Linked DNA regions of Homo sapiens: region 1 is linked to region 2. A link is an interaction called in ENCODE POLR2A ChIA-PET data of the cell type or tissue named here. Cell type or tissue: GM12878. All regions are shown on one strand. Each heading gives the region's core, and the rest is flanking DNA. Links, peaks and the distances in the headings are about the cores only. Region 1 overlaps TNR (tenascin R). Region 2 has its middle 7.5 kb from the start of LINC02803.

Region 1 (2,925 bases), core at 95-2,594, 330 kb before region 2:
CAATGGAGATAATAGTAATATACCTTAAAGAGGTGTTATGAGGTGTATATTTAGAATGATGCCTGGCATATAGTAAGAATTAACTATTTTTACTATTTAGCTATTACTCGTATTATCATAAGTATTATTAGTATCAGTCTGGATTTATGCAGTGAGATATCCTATAAAATAAGAGGGTTGGAAGAAGTGATCTTCCATTGCAGTATGTGGAACAGTTCTGCAAACATAGTTTTGTATGTTACTCTTGGCTACCAATATCTATTTGATTTAAAGGTGATTTGGCTTAGCAGAAAGCAAGGCTTCTGTTTATGTCTATACATGAGATGCACCACCAGACACTGACTGTATTGAATTGAATGGCCCCACAGCTATAATACCCACAGGGTTTGCACGTAAAGATAGGGCCACCATGTACAGTTGAGTTGGTTGTATATCCTGCACAAAGGTGCCCAGCTGAGGGGTGAGTAGGAGCAGAACCCCAGCCCCTGCTTTACTCCTGAAGCTATGCTCCCTGGCGTAGTGCTATGTCTGCCTGGAGGAAGGAGCTCATTTAAAAAATTTTCAACAACTTACCTTACGGGCTTTCAGTAGCCTTGTGATCTTTGGGAAGGTCACAGCAAAACGAAAACAATGAAAAACCCAAAAAGCAAAAAACAGAAAACAAAGCATGACATTTAGTCAGATGCAGATCCTGAATTTAAGACTTACGCTACAGAGGAACTCCTGAGTTTGTTTGTGGTCTTGAGTGAAAAAAAAATTTGCATTTCCTCTGACAGTTCCTCATTCTCTTTCCTCTAGCTTTTGCAGCATTTGTTTAGATAAACTTTGCTGAGGAGATCAAATCACTTTGCTTATAACAGAAATGATATTGTAGTTTCAACATATTTATACAGATTTATATGTGTGCCAAAATATGTTTACATATGTAGAAACATGAAGGTACAGAAATGCCTTTATCTTCTGTTTGTGTTTAGCTGACTTTGACAGTCCAGTAGCTATACCTCTCAGAGGAGTCTGGTAAAAACCGCCACATCCTGCACTTGCTCTGCAGCGGGTAGAGTTTGGGTAAGGTCACTTGGCCAGTTCTTACTCAGAGATGCGGCCCTGAGGCGCTGAAAAAGCCGAAACCCTCGCCTTTGAGGTTGGCCATGGCCACTATTACACAAAACTTAGTCTTTCAATTTGATATATGTTTGCATGTCTTTGGGGGACTTAGTGTGTGATCCACAGACTTCTAGTCATCATGGCAGAAGAGAAAGGTGAATGGGCCTAAACTTAAGAGGCCTGAGTTCCAGTTCTGGATTTGTAATATTAAAATCTGTACAATTTTGATAAACACTTAGCCACTCAAGTTTGAGTTCCTTGATTTGAAAATAGGGATAATTATACTCATGAATATTTATGGAGATAAAATGTTAAAAGCCATGTGAGAATTATGAAAACGCTATATACAGTCAAGAAACAGATTCAACTAAGAGTCATTGAGAACCTGTTGTGTGCCAGGGCCTGAGTTAAGCAATACCTAGAGAGAAATCGCTCCCCTCTCCACTCACTTATGATCTGTAAGATGAGGAGGTTGTATTATACTATCTCTATAGTTTATTTCAGCTTTAGGGCTTTTAAAACTCTATTCCTACCTAATAGAATAGTCATATAATTTTACAGCTTGGAAGGACTCCATCTTGGGAGGAAGAATGAACATACTTGCAAAACACACATGAACAATTTAAAGAAAAGCCATGAATAAATGCACACAGTAAGGAAGGTATCTTCAGAGGACACACTTGGCCCCACTGTTGGCCTGCCCCAGCACCCCACTGTATAGAGCAGGGAGATCAAAAACCATCTGGGGAGACTTAGCATGCAGAAGAGGAAGGATGTCAACCAGACTCTCCTCTGAGTGGGTTTGGAAAGTATGTGGATCTGCTTTAAATTGATAATATAAATATTTGTCCTCCAGGCTCCTGCCAAGACAATGTATCTTCCAACTACTTGCTGCCTGACTCTAATCCAAGGACCAAAGGCAAAAAAAAAAAAAAAAAAAAAAAAAAAAATAGCGTTCCTGTAATTGTCAAAAGGACATGCGATCTACTCATTCCTCTCTATATCACACTGGTCCTCAAATTGCATCAGAGCTTGTTAAAATACAGATTCCCTGGCTCCATTCCCAGAGTTTCTGATTCTATAGGCCTGAGTTGAGCTAAAAAAATGTGTATATCTAATAAGTTCCCAGGTGATAGTGATATTGCAAGTTCAGGACTACTACACCGTGAGAACAGCTGGTCTGACTAACATCAAGTTTATCAACAGGTCAAGCCTAAAACAAACAGATGCATACTTGTAGCACATTGTTCTGATCCCTCAGTAGAAGCAGGGTGTCTTGAATTTACGGACACTGCACTGTGTCCTTCTCTTGCATTGAGGAATAATACAAATAATGGCCTTAAGAAATGACTGGCATCTTCACTCTTGTGAAGTTGTTGAGGATGCAGATTCCCACATCTCTCAATGTCCTTTTATTAGTATCCAAGAAAGAAATCTCTATCAGTTATTAGAAGGAGGAAGAAGTGCTCATTTTATCCCCAGAATGATTGGGATGCTTTCTTCTTTCAGGTTACATGACTTCATTTGCTTCATTAGCTTCCTAGAAAGCTCCGAGACCAACAAACAGCTCATTTCCAATAAACGGGGAGAAACTTATGGCACATATTTGAGGGTACTAATTTTCCCTGTAATATATTTTTATTCAACTTATTTTTTCTTTGTCTTCTTCTCCTTTGTAAGTTTTCCCAAATCTTTCCTAGAATAAAGGAGGAAAAAATAAATACATACATAATAAAATAAGGAAATGGTGAAAATTACGTGTGCTAGTTCTGAGGGGACAAGAAATAACCGAGTAATAGAAGTTGGTGTCAGTAAACGTGT
Region 2 (2,925 bases), core at 235-2,734:
AGGAGAAGGTGCCAGGCTCTTTTCAACAACCAGTTCTCACAGGAACAAAGGGTTAGAGAACTCATTTACTTCCATGAGAATGGTACCAAGCCATCCATGAGGGATTTACCTCCACAATCCACACACTTGCCATCAGGCCCCACCTCCAATGTTAGAAATCAAATTTCAACATGAGACTTCGTGGGGATAAACAAACCACAGCAGTCCCTGAAAACTACATATGCTTTTTTCGCTCCGTTTGTTATTGGGTTCTGCCCTGAGCTCAGTGGCCTAGTTGGAAAATGAAGACTAAATTTAAAACTAACTGATAAATAAAATTGGTTTCCTTGTAAAATCTTATGGTAAATTCTTATGATTTATTTTTATTCCTATGATTTTACCTTGATACCCATTTTTAATCTTCCTTTAATATACCCAAACTTCTTTAAAGAGCTTAAATTCTCTCTGTGTTTTAATATGTAAATTTGCTACCTTGTTTACTCCAAAATGTGATAAGGGCTTCTAGCCATGTGGAACAAACTTTAACCCATTCCATTTACAGAGGCAAAATTTAACTATCCTTTTAAACTAGTGAGTTTTACCTGTTTCACGGCTAAAATTTTTAAACGAAAGCTACAAAATCTATATTTGTGTATTTTTCTGTGCACATATGTACATGTCTGTGTTTGCATATTGTGTACATGGTACCAGATTGACATAAATTAATAAGTACTCATAACGTAAGTATGTCCAAATACTTTCAAGTTAGTGTGATTTTAGAAATCTTTAATAAATAAAGCTAGTTTAAAAATTATTAGTAAAATAAAATAAAAACATCTTCAAAATTTAATTCAGACATGTTTGCCTGGGTCTGTTGGTCAGACTGGTTTATATTGTCTCTAGTTGATGTTTTAGGGTCATAAAACTCTTATTTCTGTAATATTAATACTAGCTTAATTTGTCTCTGAACTTATGTCTTGGTTTTGAGTGTTTAGATTCTGGAGTCTAGACAAGTGGCCATGATGAGGACTGGGGACACATGTGTGTTCACAGTGCCTGGGCCCTATTCTCCCTGGTCCAGCTGTTTCCAGGCTATGCTAATAGGGGTCAGATCCTCCAGATACTGTCTTCACAGTCCTGTTCTCTGTACTTGGCTCTGCACCTGACACATAACAATCACAGTTACTTACTTCCCAGGTTTTCCATTAAAAATCAGGGTTATTAAGAGCTAAAATTGTAATTAATATATTATTGAAACTACTAAATATTTTAAAATTCTATACACAAAGTATAGATATAAGAAAAGTAATGTCTTTTTAATAAAACATTACAAAAAGACATCAACATATGGATTTTGTTAAAAAGAAAGTAATTTTTTCTAGTGTAAAGGTTTTCAAAAAGTTGTTTTAAATTTAAAATACAGTTGAAATGAAATAAAATATTTTATAAAATCTTATTTACAGAATCTTATTTTGTGTTGCCAAAACTAAAATTAGATGTTTATAAAGTTTTCTTAAAATTAACTTTAATATTAAGGATACATAAAAAGGATAAAATTTGTTCTTTTCAACAAAATTTTTATGTCATATTAATAATAGATAATAAAATATTTTTGTTCACCTTTTAAATAAACTACAACCCCTCCCCCACCCCAAAACTAGGAGCACATTTTCTTATTCTGTCTTTATGAAATCTTTTAATTATTTGGAAAACTGCCCCATCAAAGGAGTAAAGGTTTTGCTTTGCAAATCTTTAAGGTTGGTATGGTGGATCCCACCTAATGCCAGCACTTTGGGAGGCCGAGGCAGGTGGATTGCTTGAGGCCAGGAGTTTGAGACCAGCCTGGGCAACATGGAGAGGCCCTGTCTCTATAAAAAATACAAAAATTAGCCAGGTGTGGTGGCATGTACCTGTAGTCCCAGCTGTTTGGGAGGCTGAGGTGCAGTGAGCCATGATCATGCCACTGCACTCAGCTGGGCAATAGAGTGAGACTCTGTCTCATAAAAACAACAACAACAAAAAGTTTAAAAGAATTGATCAAGATAGGATCAACATAACTGTAAAATAGTAGTCATTTAGCCAAAGCAATAATTTAAAAATTTATTTTCTTTCTTTTTTCTTTGAGTCAGAGTCTTGCTCTGTCACCCAGGCTGGAGTGCACCCAGGCATGATCACAGCTCACTGCAGCCTGGATCTCCTTGGGCTCAAGTGATTCTCCAGCCTCAGCCTCCTGAGTAGCTGGGTCTACAAGTGTGGACCACGATACCTGGCTAATTTTTGTATTTTTTGTAGAGACAGAGTTTTGCCACATTGCACAGGCTGGTTTCAAACACCAAATCTGCCTGGTTGGTCTCCCAAAGTGGTGGGATTACAGACATGAGCCACCGTGCCTGGCCAAACCTTTCTTTTTTAATATCAAGTGTTTCAAACCATTGATATTTGACAAACTTCCCAAAATTAATTCTAACATGTCCTTTTGAACTCAAGTTAACTTTTAGACATTCCAAAAAAAAAAAAAAAAGCCCCTGGAAGTCCAACAGAGACATGTTAGTCTTATTTGGTATGTAAAAGTCATACAGGAAGTATTGTTAATAAGAAATAGTGTTTAACAATCTCTGAGTTATAGTTGTATAAATGTGTTAATATGTGTTCCAAAATTGTGTTAGATTCCAAAAATTTTGATATGTCTTGTTATATGTTATCAGTCATAGTTATGATTATCCTGTTAAATTGTTGTTTGCTACAGAAATAACAAATTTCCTTGTCAATTGTATCTTTAATGATGGCTATTCTAAATTTTGGTTATTCACAACTATTGTTTCACTCTGTTTCTTCACAAAAATGCAGTTTATAATCAGCTACTATTCAAACATTGTGCTTCTTCAAGTAAATTCATGGATAGGAAAGTGACAGATACTCTGAAATAATGACCTCTGCTTATGACTG

The links. ChIA-PET counts read pairs that join two places held together with the same protein. Peaks named below come from ENCODE experiments on the same cell type or tissue, not always from the same donor. Only the 100,000 strongest peaks of a DNase experiment are listed, where the experiment ranks them.
Region 1: POLR2A ChIA-PET joins it to region 2 with 9 read pairs; 2 of 35 experiments call an interaction of 5 or more read pairs at or near these places.

What each region holds. Positions count from the first base shown.
Region 1 is chr1:175,600,179-175,603,103 of GRCh38, forward strand. All of the region lies in intron 1 of TNR (tenascin R), which reads right to left. Among named protein-coding and RNA genes, the nearest start is that of TNR, 140 kb to the right of the region's middle. RefSeq lists an enhancer at 482-551. In GM12878, for the core only: no CTCF peak of the experiment used is centred there; a DNase peak (open chromatin) is centred at 1,133; H3K4me3 peaks cover 460 bases.
Region 2 is chr1:175,927,247-175,930,171 of GRCh38, forward strand. No RefSeq gene overlaps it. Among named protein-coding and RNA genes, the nearest start is that of LINC02803, 7.5 kb to the left of the region's middle. In GM12878, for the core only: no CTCF peak of the experiment used is centred there; no DNase peak of the experiment used is centred there.